Regions from separate parts of the Mus musculus genome. Here region 1 is linked to region 2. The links are chromatin loops, found by intact Hi-C in ENCODE. Cell type or tissue: heart. All regions are shown on one strand.

The links. Peaks named below come from ENCODE experiments on the same cell type or tissue, not always from the same donor. Only the 100,000 strongest peaks of a DNase experiment are listed, where the experiment ranks them.
Region 1: a loop joins it to region 2, with 2.6 times the contacts of the local background. A loop is called at or near these places in 11 of 42 quality-filtered maps.

Annotation. Positions count from the first base shown.
Region 1 is chr8:22,930,413-22,938,412 of GRCm38, reverse strand. It overlaps Kat6a (K(lysine) acetyltransferase 6A), which reads right to left. Exons shown (of 18, transcript NM_001081149.2): 16 at 5,699-6,298; 17 at 2,615-2,933; 18 at 1-424. Among named protein-coding and RNA genes, the nearest start is that of Ank1, 40 kb to the left of the region's middle. In heart, no CTCF peak of the experiment used is centred here; DNase peaks (open chromatin) are centred at 3,772, 5,522 and 5,892.
Region 2 is chr8:23,105,194-23,113,193 of GRCm38, reverse strand. Ank1 (ankyrin 1, erythroid) reads right to left here. Exons shown (of 44, transcript NM_001110783.3): 18 at 7,064-7,162; 19 at 5,214-5,312; 20 at 4,920-5,018; 21 at 3,854-3,946; 22 at 3,465-3,537; 23 at 2,824-2,847; 24 at 1,738-1,834; 25 at 1,306-1,384. Among named protein-coding and RNA genes, the nearest start is that of Mir486, 33 kb to the left of the region's middle. In heart, CTCF peaks have their summits at 3,737 (motif pointing right) and 6,501; a DNase peak (open chromatin) is centred at 3,733; H3K27ac peaks cover 200 bases; H3K27me3 peaks cover 1,976 bases.

The sequences.
Region 1 (8,000 bases), 170 kb after region 2:
GGTTCTGCCTCAGGGCTGTTGCTGCTGTCCAATGGGGACATGGCTCTAATGTCACTGCTGGTTGTATCCTCTTCCTCTTCGGCCTCCTCATCTGGTTCTGTGTGCATCTCTTCTTTCCTTTCTTCCAGCAAGTCCTCCTTTACCTCAACAATTTCTTCATTCTCTTGAGTTCTGGGTTTACGGCCTGGTTTAATGGGGACTACGGGCTCAACTATGCATTCCTGTGCAGAAGCAGCTATGATTTCCTGATTCAATTTAAATCCTGGTTTCCGTCCAGGCCTTTTCTTCCAGTGGATAGGTTTTCGGCTCTTGCCTTTGGGCCATCCCTTTTTCTTTTTCATAGGTGTAGAGGTATCTGGCTCAAGTGAAGCACTGTTCACATCACATTTTCGCAAGAGAGATACTGGCTTTAGGACAGGAGTGTCTGTACAGAAAAGAGATAGTGAGAGAGGTTACAAGACCTAGCATTTCTTTGAGACCAGCATGTACAGCAGAAGAATCTAAGGAAAAACACTAACTGATTGCACATCAAGTAACACAGTGACCTGGCAGAGAAGTGAGCTAATCCTGGGCAACTTGATTCTACCACCTATGAAGACGCAGTAAAGAGGAGCAGGAGTGTCCGCTTAAGTTACACCTCAGCTGCTTCTGTTTGCTTTCTGTTACCTCTTTGGTTTGCTTTCGTTTCCACAAAATCATTACTTGAAGTAGGATCATAAGGCAATTCTGTAGACCACAATTAAGCCTCCCCTGTGAATAGCTGTTAGTCACTGTGCTAAATGGGACCAACTGCATAGTATGTAGTCTTAACCACGCACTGATCTGTAGTCCCGAACAAGTAAGAAATGGTCAATGTGACAAGTTATATTTAGAGGAAATAAATTCAACAGTAGCATTACTTTTCCTAATTGTGGCAAGACACAGAAGATAAACTTTAAATCATTTTAAAGTAGAATTCAATGCATTAAATACATTCTCAGTTATTAATAAGTTTAGAAGGGTATGAATGTAGAGGAAGAGAGAATTAAAGGTTTGTTTGTGGTACATCTGGGAAGTCAGCAAAGGCAACAGCAGTCTGAGTAAGAACTGTCAAGGTCATAGGAGCTCACAGGAGAGAGACCATTGTGACAAAGTGAATCAAGACAGAGCACAGCACCAAGTGCCAATCACACCAAAACAGTCTCAGGTCCCTAGACACACAGCAATATCTAACAAGAGGAAAACTGGGTCATCACCTATTATAATAAATAAAGCAAGAACCTTAATGATCATCACTACATTAAAAACATGCATCATTGAGTAAGCCTTACAATAAGAAAACTGTGTGAGGTATGCTGTGATTTCCAACACCTAAGAGGCTACAGCAAGTGGGTCAGCCAGACTGTGTCACACACTTATAATTCTTCTGTCTTCTCCTGCCATGTATACTCATACTCATGCACAAACACATATATGCTCTCTCACATACAAATATACACACACATGCACACAAATTCACACACATACACATGAACATACATATACACACATGTATATACACACATAGACACATGCGCGCACACACACATACCACAAAGGTTTTGGTTTTGATTCTAGGTCTGAGCTCAGGGCTCATCACTATCAAGCTACACATTCTGTCAGAAAAATACAGGTCCTATGTACTAGGTCTGAAGCCAAGATTTTAAGAGAATAAAATAAAACGCTCTTCCAAAAAAGGCAAAAGATAAAATAAGATAAAATAAAATAAAGTAGTACAAAGCAATACCAGGCAACACAATTTCTTCTAAGTTGCCTGTGAAAATGCAAAGGCTGACAGAGGCATCAGAACAAACATGATGGAGGTGTAGGTGACACAGCACCCAACAAGCCTGCCTTCTTCCTCGCTCATCTCAAATGAGCCTGCTTCTGTACATGGGAATATGTCTATTTTAATAGTAATTGACGGAATGTTAGCTACACCATACAACGTAGCTTATTTTGTTATCATTGTCACTTATTAGAAATGTACGACTGGTTACTGGGTTGTACACACCTATAATCCCAGAACCAAATAGGCTGAGGCAGGTCAGACCTCTGTATAGTGAGTCTTAAATAACAAAACAAGATAAACACAAAACAACGAGAAGGAAGAGATTACTCTGCGAGTAAACACCATCAGACGCATGGTTCAGGAAGGTTCCTGAACAGAGGGCAGAGGTCCCCAGGGATGCTCAGGTGGCTCCTCCTCAGTCACTCAGTTACCAGAGCTGCTGAGCACCAAACCTAGGCACTCAGCGAGCTGCAGACCACAGAATCCAGTACTCAGTTATGCCAACACCCTTTAACTGAGGATTCAGACAAAAACCTAGGCAACATTAGGTGAAAAGGAAGGCCTTCCAATAATTAAGATTTCCTGCAAAGCAAGAAGAGATCAGGTTAAAGAAGCGCGTTTACATGCAGACGTGACTATGGATAGATAAACCCCATATCTGCAGAGGTGGCCAACCTTTCCCCTTCCTGTCTTAGTGAGTTGTGTTCATTCCCAGCCCTTTGGGGAAGGAAGGGTCTGTAGTGATTACTTCTCTATTTTCAAAGACACACAGAAACTACTCTAAGGAACAGTGTGTAAACCTACCATCTGCGTCGTCTGACTCCTCCTCCTCCTCCTCTTCCTCTTTAGACGGCCTCTTGGAGGAGGACTGACACCTAAGGATGTCCTGTGAGGACAGGCAATGGAAGTACCCTCTGGGGAAGAGCTCACTCTCCTCCTCCTCCTCCTCCTCCTCTTCCTCCATCTCAAATGTAGGCTCCAGTCGTGGCATTGGTCTCTCAGAGTCAGAGTCTTCAAAAGGCTCATCTAACACCTCCGTGGTCTCAGAGATGGTCTCTGTGACTACACTGCTATTGTGGTGTTTCCGCTTGCGGACTCTTCGTCTTCGGTGAAGAATCGGTTTCTATGTAGTAAAGAAAGCAGGTATTTTATTTATAGTAATGAGCTTTTTTCCCTGCTTTAACATAAAAGTTTTAAAGCTTTGCAGAACTAACATATTTAAAACAAAGATGCAGTTTGCCAACAGATACTCTGGTAAAGACAAAGTGTTAAGAACACAGAGATGTGTGTGGTCAGTGAGGTGGCTCCACAGGTGAAGTTTCCTGTGCAAACTGGGCAACCTGACAACCTGGGATCAACCTTGGATCCCATATACAAGTGGGGGAACTAAATCCTTAGAAATGTCCCCTGACCTCTACACACCCACCAAGTGCAAGCCCACCAACACATACACATGTACTCTTACACACACTCACGCACGCACGCGCGCGCGAAGGGAAGGAAAGGGAAGGGGGAAGGGGGATGGGGGAAAGGGGGAAGGAGGGGAAGGAGGGGAAGGGGAATGGGGAAGGGGGGGAAGGGGGAGGAACAACAAAATCCGCACAGATTTTGGGCACTAAGGCCCGCTCTGATATGAAGAGCAAGTGTCCAGAGAGCACATGGTGTTGGTGCATCTTCTCAGCTCATCGACATTTTACACTTTACAGCGCCACCTGCTCTAATGCTAAAGTGCCTCAGAGACTACGCCCTCTACTTCTGTTCAAGAGCAAAAGGAATAGAAACATTCCATCTTATACATCACCATGCATTAGCAGATCAATAAATGTGCACGCCATTTGGGGAAACTAGCTAGAGCAGAGCACACAAACGCAGAGCAGAAATGCATTCACTTGACAGAGAAGAGAAAACAGCAGCACGGCCTGAGACTTGGCGCACACAGCACACACTGACACGGGGCTGACCTAATAGCTTACATAACACAGTGATGTCACCAAGCTACAGAGACAACAGCCCAGGAATGACTGAATCACATCCTTGTACAGAGGCTAGAAAGGTTAGCACTTATGCAAGGTCATACATCTAGGCCATAAAATAATCCTGAGCGTCCTTCAGTAAATTTTAAGACTGTCTAAGTACTTTGCATACAAGTTCACTGGCTGTTACAATATTTTTTGTGTGTTTTCTACACATTTACTTTTTTATTTACAATTACTTTTTAAATTTTATTTATGTGTGTATTTATGTACATGGGTACTTTGTCTGCATGTTCATCTGCACACCAGACAGTGGTGAGCTGCCATGTGGATGCTAGGAATTGAACTCAGGACCTTTGGAAGAGCAGTGAGTACCTTAACCACTGACCCATCTCTCTAACACCCAATACTAGTGTTTTTTACACAAGAAAATAGCATACTTGTTTTACCACATAAACTGGAGAAATAAACCCTAGGATGGCAAAGATACATTCTTTTGTTTTTGTTTTTGTTTTTGTTTTTCCAAGACAGGGTTTCTCTGTGTAGCCCTGGCTGTCCTGGAACTCACTTTGTAGACCAGGCTGGCCACGAACTCAGAAATCCGCCTGCCTCTGCCACCACACCCGGCTGCAAAGATACATTCTTTATGATCATGCAATCAACAGGAGAGTTAATCACTTTAATTTTTCTCTACTTCAAAATCTACTGAGAATTTTCAAGTTAGAGTAAAAATAGCTCTGCTCCTTAGAGAAGGGCTGATTCTGCAGCGGAGGCAAGAAATATTTCAGATAAATTTGTAGGACCTTGTACTATCAGAAAGCACTTAAAACAAAAGAAACTCGCCATGACGATGATACTGTGAGTATAAACAGGAGCAACACAACAAACATGGCCAGTGCTGGATGGGAGGCGCTAAGTTTAAAACAGTGCTACAAACTCAAGTACCAGGTCCTTTCTAATGGCGACAGCAGAAGGGACCTATGTAACCTATGCAGGTGCTCTGCTGCTATAGTGAGTAGCCACACCCAGGCTAAGCCCGATCTGCACTCATGCCTTTCCTCTTCCCCAGGAAAAAGGGGAAACAAAGTAACAGCAGCAGCAGAGAAACCCAGGAGGGCCAAGGCCAACAGCAAAGTGGAGTCCTCTACCTGACTCCCATATGCCACACAATACAATACCCACCAGATGATGTGATGAGACTAGTGCTTGCTTCTCTGCCTCCTTTGCCTTACTCTCAAATACATTACCTCATTCTAGTTAATGATGGATAACAGATAAAATACTTGAACTCACAACCTTCAAGGTCATACTAAAGACAATCAAAGTCTGAGAAATTCACAACCCAGAAGAGAATAACTAACATAACATGGAAAGTTCGGTGGGATCCTAAGCAGAGAAAGGCCACTGAGGCCAACGAGAACTCTGAATAAAGCATGGTCTGTACTAAGTAACGCCTATGTTGAACTGTGACGAATGTGCCTCACACAGGCACAGAGTCTGGAGCTTATGAGAATTTTGTGTTATGTCTTTGCATTAACGGTGCAAATCTAAAATACATTCTTAAAGGTCTTCCTTTAAACAGCCTTGCACTTTTTAATACCCCTGCTACAGAAAGGAATGACCTCGTGGCTCTGGGTGAGATAGCTGCCTCTCCTCTCCTGGCTGGAGTGTGGCAGCCTGCATTGTGACTGGCCTGGGCAATGCAGACCACAGCTTGGGACATGTCTGCCAAAAAGCAGTCAGTGCCACCGTACCAGGAGCTACACTTTCCAGGACTTTAGTTACTTGCCCTCGTGCGTCTGCACGAGTTTATGAGACAGCGCATGAGCCTCGTGTGCTCTACTGCAGAACTGCACGGCACAGCAAGCCACATAGCAAGCCTCAACTACAGAGGACGAACACAAAGATGCATCACCTTTCTTTTCAGTGTGGGCTTCGTGAGAATTGGTGGCGAGTTTGACCGGGGACTCTCTGGCTCTTCCTCCTCCTCACTGCTCTCGCTGAAGCCCCTAAAGACAGCCCTGTCACCATCGGTGTAGCAGCACGGAAGCCGGTCATTTCCTTCTGGCAATCGGCACTTCAGGGTCTCAGGGCTTTTCTTCAGCTGTCCTCGCCACAACTCAACGCTCTCACTGAACCTCCCCTTGGGGATGTCTGGTTTCCCGTCTGCTTGCACTTGAGGGGCTGCCAACTGCTCTTCCATCTCAGTGAACCGTTCTTGGGAGGTTTCTGACTTTTCCTCGCAGTCTCCATATTGCTCTTGAGAAGCGGATAGTGTCTCATCCACAAGCATCTTAGAATCTTTATCACCAAAGCGTTCTTGTGTCTTTCTGTTCTTCCTCCCACAGCGGCCCCTCCGAGGTGGCTGGCTATTTGCAGGAAGACTGTCCCGAGGAAGGGCCTGTTTGCTCAAACGTGAAGAACTGGCTAGTTCCTTAACTTCTGGCTTCTTGTCAGTTTCTATTAAAGAGGAAGACTCCTGATCTTTTTTCTCCCGAGACACAGACTTCCCCACCTAATTAAGGAAAACAAAACAAACAAAAACAACATTGATTTTTTTTCAGTCTGCTTGGTTAAGATAAGAAAACAGAACTTTGGAAAAAAATTATTAAGTATTTAATAGTTACCCTGAATACTCTTTCCCTTTGGCCACTTAAAAATGTATTTATAGTTAATTATTAGTTTACTTCTCATAACAATACAATGAAGTATTATGATGCTAGTCTCTAAATGAGGTAACCGGAGGCCCAAATTCAGAACTCTGACTCTATCTTGTGCTCATAACTACTAAAAAATGCCATCTTTGATATCAAAGTAAGTGTTTGTGATCTTATAGATGGTAGATGAGATTATAACATTTTATAGAAATGAAAAATTGAAAAACTAGGAAGAACAGGTTATAACAGTGGTTTTCACCCTTCCTAACGTTGCCACCCTTTAATACAGTTCCTCATGTTGTGGTGAGCCCCAACCATAAAATTATTTCATAGCTACTACATAAGTGTAACTGTGCTACTGTTACGAATCACAGTGTAAATATCTGTGTTTTCCCATGGTCTTAGAAGACCCTGTGAAGAGGTCATGACCACAGGTTGAGAGCCGCTGGGCTATAGGAACGTGCGCCAGGAGAAGAAGACATCCAAGAAATATGGGAAATCTTAAAAAAAATTTTGGATGTTTAATTTAAATTAAAATACAATAAAGTAGATGACTTTTTTTCCTCTCTCACCTATCAGAGGAGGACATAAAGGATGAAAGTGCTACTTTAAAAAAAGTCAAAGGAAATCCCAAACATGTTATGTATAACCTGAAGAAAAATAATGGAACTGATACAGCTTATCATCCATCACTCACGCTCTGAAGGCATCTAAACATTCAGTGCGATTTCCAGTGTTCTAGTGAAAACAGATGTGTGCTTATAATGTCTTTAATGCTCTGTATTAAGGAAAATGCACTTTTATTTCATTTTAACAGCTGTCATATTGAAACTCAATTCAGAGTTTTTAATTACTATATAGCTTAGAATGTAACTCTTCCTGGTAAATAGTAATCATTAACACACTGTCAGAAAACTAATGGTTTCCTAGTGGTCTAAACCTTAAAAAACAAATGTAGATAAGAGCAATTTTCCTGAAATGTCTATCATTAAAAGAAACTCTGAAGTTCTAGTGTGAATATGTGCATGTACATGTTTGTAAATTTGTGAGTCTGTACAAGTTCTCTCTCTCTCTCTCTCTCTCTCTCTCTCTCTCTCTCTCTCTCACACACACACACACACACACACACACACACACACACACACACGGAGACAAGCGACAACCGTGGGTATCTATCCTTCCTTTTGATGTATATGAGTGTCATGTGGGCACCACATGCTCAGTGTCTAGCTCTTAGACTGCCATGACTGTCATGAGAACTGAACCTGGGTCCTCTGCAAAGCAGCAAGTACTCCCGATGACTGAGACATCTCTCCAGCCCCTGTACCTTTCTTTGTGAGATGAGGTTTCTCTGTATTTGAGACTCACCAAGGTTAACCTGTGGGGTTTCCTCCCATCTCCACCTCCCCAGCACTGGAGTTACACATAGGGGATATTGTGCCCAGCTTTGCAAAATGAGTCCCAGGGATCAAACAAAGTCTTCTAGTTTAAATATTTTCATCAACTAAGCATGTTATCTCCCTGGCCCTCTAGTAAGGATATTTTGTTTATATTATATTA
Region 2 (8,000 bases):
CCCACCCTCCCCTCCTGCATTCCCTGCCCTTTCCCCTCCTGCATCATCACCTTATGGCTACTTGCCCTATGGTCTGTATGTGTGAGGGGTCTGTGAGGTGAACTGACCCGTCAGGCTCTGTGGAGTTTCCCATTCCTCATCGACATAAGGAGCTTATTCATTGCCTCACAAGACCCCGTGTGTCTCAGTCCACACGCAGAGCGGATAGCAGCTCACAGGGGACAACTGAACCCAGCCCTTATCTGGAGCCCAGGGTAGGCACTCAGTACAAATGCACTGTACACCTCTGAGTAGGTTTATGACTTAAGCAAATAGTTGGGAAGAGATGTGGGGGCTCTGCTTAGCATGTACCAACCCCTGTGTTCTCTCCAGTGGTGGGGAGCAGGGGAGACTGAGGAGTGGGATGGCTACAGAGCAAGACTCACTGCTAGTGCCCTGGGCTTGTTCATGAGGCTTTGACAACATCCAGGGGTAATGTCACAGTAGGGCCAGGACCCCATCTGATTATCTCTCCAACGTGCAGCAACACCAGTGCTGTATTGTAGTGATTCCCTAGCATAGTTTCAGACTCAGATCTCGGTACTGTCTTGGGACTCATATTCCTTCGTGTGCTCAGGGAGGGGATTCAGCCCACCTTGTCAGACCTCAGGGCAGACATGGCCAACCTTCAACACCACCATCACATCAACCCTCTCCTCTCCCGAGAAATGTTCCTGCTCTGGAGAAAGTGCCAATGGTCTAATCTTTGTCGGAGGAGATTGGACTGTAAGAACATATTCTCACCCACTATCTCTAACCTTCTGGACGAATTCAGGTGGAATGCTATGAAGGCACTGACCAGGGTTCTGTCATGAACACAAGTTCTACCGAGAGCAGTGCTCTGGTACCCCTCTGTCAGTGTTGGGGTCTCTGGGGGGTGATGAGGAAAGGAAGGCACAGCCATCCCATCGAGAAAGAGAGAGAGAGGAAGCTGACATGTCAGCCTCATTGCCCAGGCTGCACCACACAGGGAAGGCTTCCTTCCTGGTCCTGCAACTGCATGGCCTGAGCATCTCCCTGCATCACTGCATGCTATGATAGTGTTTCCCTCACCCTGAGTCCCCTTGCTCCCAGAACTCACAGTAGAAACAATGGGTACATCAACTGCATTGAGTTCTACGGGACGCACAGAATCATGGGTCTGAACCTGTTCTGTACATGTCATGATCTTTTATACTTTAGCTCCTACTGTCCCTGGGTCATACAAACGCAATCATGGAATGTCCTCGTTCCCCCTGCGGCGGGAGGAGCCAAGGCTCTCCTTACTTGTTCCTGATCTTCAGATCGGATCACAACGGTCTCAGGTGTGACACAAGGGATCCTTGGGATGGCTGGAGACTCCACCCTATGAAGCAGGAAAATGAGACAGTCAAAGAGCAGAACATTTGAAGCGGACCCTGACGTCATTCCTAAGACACCTGAGTGACAGGCTTCAGCACACTTGTAATGACCTGACTCACTCACCCCTTACATCATCTCAGGTGACAAAACGACTCCCTGATCTACAAGCTGACCCATGTCCCCCTGCACATCTGTCTCTCCCTCCCTAGTCACACCCAGGACTGGCTTTTGCCTAAACCCCTCCATCCCAATGACCCCCAGGGGGCCTGACTTTCACCTACATTTCTACTCCGAGTCCCAGAGCTGCACCTGGCCATCCACAGCCTGATCCTCCCACCCCGACTGAGCCCATCTTACACTTGGTCTAGCTTCGGCACAAAATCCAACAGCTCTTTCTCCTCACCCACATCCCGGGAGTCCCGCCTTTCAGCCTTCGAGCCGACAAGTTCGTCACCTGAAACCCAGGAGCTTGAGTGAGGGGCAGGCTGGAGACAGGAAATCTCTCTTGCTCTCGAAAAGCACCTCTCCCAATCCACCTCTCAATATCTCCTCAAAAGTGGAGGGCACTTTTGGTTTTGGTGCCCCAAGGGCCTGTTAGACATGGCTATCCCCAGTCCTGTTCTTCCAACCCTAAAACCCAGGGTGGCCAGTTCCTAGTTCCTCTGTTTTGCAGGAAAGAAAAACAACAAAGCCAGAAAGGTTTTTTTTGTTGTTGTTGTTGTTGTTGGCTGAGTTCACCCTTACACAATAGCTCTTTCAGAGTGTAAAGCGTTGCCACAAAAAGAGTCACAGCTACAGATAATTATTTTCTCCCCCTCCTAGCCCCCTTCTGGCACTTCTTTATAGACCAGGCTAGCTTTGAACTCAAAGATCTCCTGTTTCTACTTCCTGAATGCTGGGATCAGAAGCATGAACTACACACCCTGCCTAGGTTATAGATCATTCCAATCTGCAATTACAGAGAGGCAAACAGCACAGGACTCAGATCTGTTCCTCCCTTTATTTCCATTCCTACTTCTATACCTTGTAAATTCCTCCTTCTGGATTTATTGTTTGTAGTCGCACCTAAATTGGCAACCTGCACACCCCTTCCTTCCCTTCTTGGCCTGACTAAGAGCAGTGGTTTGGGCCCTGGGCCCCGTCCTGGCTCTCCCACTGCATCCGGAGCCCTGGCCCTGGTGATCTGCAGCCCTGTCCCTGTGACCGGGAGCCAACAAGATGGACATAGAACTGTTCATGCAGGATGAGCACAAACACAGAGGCATGAACACAGATACAGGGGTGGTTTCATGGTGTGCGATCCTGTTTTAGTCAGCTCTGGGCCCTGCGTGGGGCCGGGCCTCGGAGGATGAGAAGCAGGCATGGGTTAGTGAGGAACTTGTGTGCTTATGGTGGGATGTGCTCTGGTGAGAAAGACCACAGGGAACAGAAAGCATTTCATACCCATTATAGATATGTGAGCAGTTCCTGGAAGGCAAAGAAGAGCCAAGTTGAAGCATCAGACCCAGTATAGTGAGAGGCACGTTATTAAGAAGGGGGCATTAGAACTGTCTAGCTGACCGTCATACCACCACCAAATTCTAGACAGAGGGGGCCACAGATCAAGCCCATCCTCGCTATCCTGGGTTCCCTTGATTTGGGGCTTACTTGGGAGTGGGGAGAAAGGAGGTGAAAGATACTCTGGAGATCACAAAGTTGAAACCTTAATCACCCATCACCCAATGGTAATGGAGAAGACTTCAAACTTTCTGCCCCACTAGGTCAGAAGGGCAGCTGACCAGTATGCGTTCTCAGTCTTAAAAACCTGCCTTATTAGTTACTGAAGCTCAAGGAGAACAGCAGCCAGATGTTGCTGCAGCTGTTGCCAGCTCTTGATCAAATGCAATTGTATCAAACCTACCAACTAACTTGCCCATGAAGACTCGAGATCATCTGAAAGGAGTTATTTTGTCAATAGGCAATGTCTGTAAGAAGTGGGTCTCCCTAGCTACATTGTATACTTGTATGTTTAGGCTAGATAGGTTTGAGGGGCTCTGAGGGATGCTTGAGAGAATGGAGCCTGAGTTCATCCACAAAGATTTTACCTTCATCTTCAGACACGTCCAGGATCTCGTCCACCGTCTCAGGGTAGCTCATCCGGTGTTTGTCACTGACTAACTGAAAAGAGAAAGGGCGGGGGCTGGGACCCATAAGGAGCCAGGCACACTTGTTTCTGTCCTGCTACTGCCCCAAATGAGCAGCCAGGAAAGGTGATAGAAAAGATATGTTGCCAAAGAAAGCCAGGCCCAGGAGGCATTTGATCTGGAAGCTCATGCCCAGACTTCCCGTTTCCTCGCCCATTCAATTCTTTGGTCACTAGGTGGCAGTATGCCCCACCTGTAGCTAAACAGTGCCTACCAGGCGGGAGGCATTGACTTTGGGCAGTAACCCTCAGGGCCCATGGCCACAGCTGGGGTAGGGGGTGGAGACCTACCACCACACTGGTTTCATCTGTGACCACCTTGAGCACGTCTGTTACAGAGATGTAGCCCAAACGTTTGGCTATTGCCAGAGGTGTGGTTCCGTTCTAGGACAAAGGAGAGACAAGAGAGAGAGTCAGAGAGGAGAGTCTGTCTCCTGAGCACAGATCCAGTACCCTTGGATTCTTCACAAGCGCCCACAAAGACAGACTGGCCCTTGGAGCCAAGAAGAGGTATGCATAAGTATGTGATCCTTGGGGCCACAGAGATGGGACAAGGCAGGAAGGAGAATAGGACAAACTGTAAGCCCTAGGTGTTGGGTATATGGCCTTGGCATGAGAACAAGGCACCCTCCCCGCTGCCACCTGCCCCCGCTCCCAGGGCAGGCAAGCACTTCGGGGAGGAGCCAGTAAGGAAACCCCAGGATCCAGCTGGCAGAAGAGCTCAGGGAAAATTGCACAGTGCCGAAGCTTTTGTTCTCTGTGAAATCCTTCTCTGCTTGCAGAATGTGACCTGGAGTCCACGTGGCTTCAGCCCTGTGCAGACCCTCAGCAAACACTTCTACAGGCAAGGCTCTACAGCCTTCCAAGCTGGGAACAGCCTTGCAAGGTAACCCTACACACCCCCGCAAGGAGAGCAGGAAATGCATCCTGAAATCACCAAGGCTGCTAGGGGTGTCTTTGAGGCAGGCCCAAAGCACTTAAATTTGCCTACTCCTGTCATAGTGAAGGCAGCTTCAAACACACCAGAGGGTGTGTCAGCAGAAATAGGTACGAGCCAGAGGAGAGGAGGCATGGTGCTGGGAACACTATTCTACGATCACTCCAGTGTCTAAGCCTGGAATATGCAAGGCACACAGCTCTGTGCAGACCCAAGACTGTCAACAACCTATGTAGTTAGGTTGTCCCTACCCCCTGTTTCCTTTTTTCAAAGCTCAGGACTGAGGCAGGGCCTCAGAGTTGCTCTGGTTGATTCCTAAGTGAGCGCCCAGGAGATGTTAGCCTGGGAGCTGGGTGTAAGGTACCTTGGTCTTGGCATTGCCCCTTGATCTGTCTCAAACGGGACCGGGTAGGTACTCACCGAGCTGACCTCATTTGGAGAAGCACCATTCTTCAGGAGCAATGTCACAATGTCTGTGTGTCCTTGTTGAGCTGCCTGGTGCAAGGGGCTGTATCCTAGCTACGAAGGGAGGCAGGCATTTGACAGGGTTGGTTAAGAGTTGCTGGAAAGAACTGCATGCAAACTCCAAAGTCCATCTACTATCCCTCCTGCTCCCCCCCCCACCCCATTTCCTTTTTTCAAAACTTAGGACTGAGGTGGGGTCTTGAGTGGCTCTGGCTGATTCCTAAGTGAGTGCCCAGGGGTGTAAGGTACCTTGGTCTTGGCATTGACATCTGCCTGGTGCTGTAGCAAGAACTTCACCAGCTTGATGTTTCCATAATGACTGGCCACATGGAGCGGGGTGTAACCCATCTGAAAGGCAAGAAATGGGTGTAGGTGGCAAGGCTCCATCAGAGCCATTCTTAAATGGAATCCTTACAGAAGCAACCATCTAAGGGAGGGGAGGAAGCCGTCGGGGAAGGGCGAGGGCTACCATGAGACATGTCACCGATGCTGCTTAGAGAAGGGGCAGGATTTGGCGGCAGACAAGTGGAGGCTGACGTGAACCTGGAAGAAGGGGCTGGGTGGAAAGTTGATAGCCTGGGAGATGAGCAAGGGCAGTTGATGTGAAGCAGAGAGAAGACAGAGTGGGGACCGACGTCCGGCGCAGCTCTTAGAGAGGCTGGGATTGGAGAGAGTTGTACTGGGATCTAAGAAGCATTCTTTTTAGAAGGAGAGGGTAACACACTGGTCTATGCTCAGAGGAGCACTAGACGGACAGACAGCCATGTACTGCCGTGCCAATATTCAACAGCAGCAGACTTGTCTCATCTACAAGAGGGGCGGAGCCTCACTGTAAGCATACAAGTGATGGCTGAGTTACTAGAGTTTGTAGGGACTGACCGTGATCTAAAGTGATGGGTCATGGTTGTCTGTGTGACTATGGGCTCAGTGCTAATTTCCTATTGATTTTCGTTTGTTTATCTTTGGTAGGGATGAACCCAGGTCTCTCACATGCCAGCTCCACGTCCTCCGTGTTCAGACTCTGCTCTGCTCCCTTGGATTACTTGGTGTCCTGCCCAAATGGCTGATAAGCCAGGCCCTCTTTGGTCATGTATGACCCTAGGGAGCCAGCTGAAGATTCCAGAGACCTTCTTAACACAGACCCTATGGGTCAGACCTTTGTGTCCTGGGATGGCTTCGTAATCTATGAGGCAGCTCTAACCTCTAGAACGGGATCCTTTCAGGAAGAACCCCCCAAATTCTGAACTAGGTCCAGGACGCCCTTGGGCTTTAAAGAGATCTTGGCTGAAGCTGTAGGCAGTTCTTGGGGTGTCTTCAGTACAACATCGTAGTAGTGCATCTCTGGAACTGGGGTGCATGTGTGCATGGTGCTGCTGGCGTTACTCTGTTCCTTTCTTGGGGGTTGTTTTTCTTTTTCAGCACTGGGGACGGAACTGAGGGCCTTGTACACAGCTAGGCAAACTCTACATGAGTTACATCCTCAGCCCTGTATCCCGAAACAAAAGGAACCAGTACTTCTTTTCCATGCAGTTCCTTATCCCACCAGCTGGAGGTGCTCTGTTCTCCCTCTGGACTGCCACCTTCTTATTCTGGATGTCTCATTTTGTGACTCCTTCCTGTCACTGGGGACAGATGTGCTTGCCATACACTCACCCTTAAGCCACGACACAGGGCTCTTTGCCACGGCACGTTTGAGAGAAAGTCAAACTCCACCCAACACAGTCTTGGCATAAAAGGGGTTGCACTTCCAAGCAACCCAGAGAAATCCTGGTGTTTTCCCTCGCATGCGTTCTACATGTGTGAGACCAGACTTAATATCCAAGTTCCTATGACAGACTCAAAGATCTAGCAGACTAAAAAAACTCCCAGGTATAGTGATCATGAACGCTGGTGTCTCCAGACTCAGGAGGAAGCAGATCAGTGTTGATCCTCAAGGGTTTGTCTCCATGAAGGAGACAATTTCAAGGTGTGAGGGTATGCCTCTGTGATGTTCTAAGGTTTGGGGTGGGGGGTGGTATGCCTGGGTGGATCGTGTTGGGGAATGCAGCTAAGGGAGAGAGACATCCATTACAGACACAGGCACGGGTTTCATGCCTTACCCGGGTGGTAGCATCCACGGTGACGCCATGTTTGATCAGCACGTCTGCCACTGGAACATGGCCTTCTTGTGACACCAGGTGGAGGGGAGTGAGTCCACTCTAAAAAGAAACAGATGTGCACCAACTTTAAGCCAGGGAAGAATTTCTGTCTGCAGAAACAGAGCAGTGAGGCTTGAATTCCTCAAGTCTACGCAGCTCCATCTAGCTATCTGGCTGGTTATTTAGCAAAAAAATTTCCTATCCTGGGCCTCCTGAGTGTCAGATGGCTATTTTTTTTTTAAATGGTTTTAGAGCTTTGTTGTAGAAAGGCAAGGAGAAAGGAGAGAAGATAGAAAGAGAGAGGCCGGCCATGGCCATGTGGAGAGAGGGTGGAGGGAGAGAGAGAAGGAGGGCTAGAGAGTAAGAAAGGTGAGGGCTTAAAAGAGCCAGGTGGCTAATTTAAGGGAAAGTTCAGGCAGCTATTTTTCTGTTCATGGCCAGACTGCTAATATGAAGACTGTGTCTTTGCCAATCCTGGTAATAAGGAGTTCTAACCAACATGGAAACCACTGGGCATGGCTGAGTTCCAATAAAGCTTTATGCAGTAAACAGTGGCTGGGGCTGGCCAACAGGCGACAGATTAGCTGACTGAAGACTTTCAATTGTAGCAATTGTTATTGCCATTGGAAACCTAGGTGCCTTGGTTTCTTATTCTAGATGATACAGGCTACCACTGGCTTTTCCCAAGGGCAGAGCAGGGAGCATCCAAGAAAGCAGCATGCATGTGGAACCACGCTGGGCCTTCTGAAAGCATGCGTTACCACCTCTGCCCCACAGCCCACAGCGCTGTAAGGAGGGTGGGCCACTCTGGGAGTAGAAGGACCACATTCTTGAACTTCTCATCAGATTTCTCACTGGGACAGTGTACTGGCTGGTTTTGGGTGTCAACTTGACACAA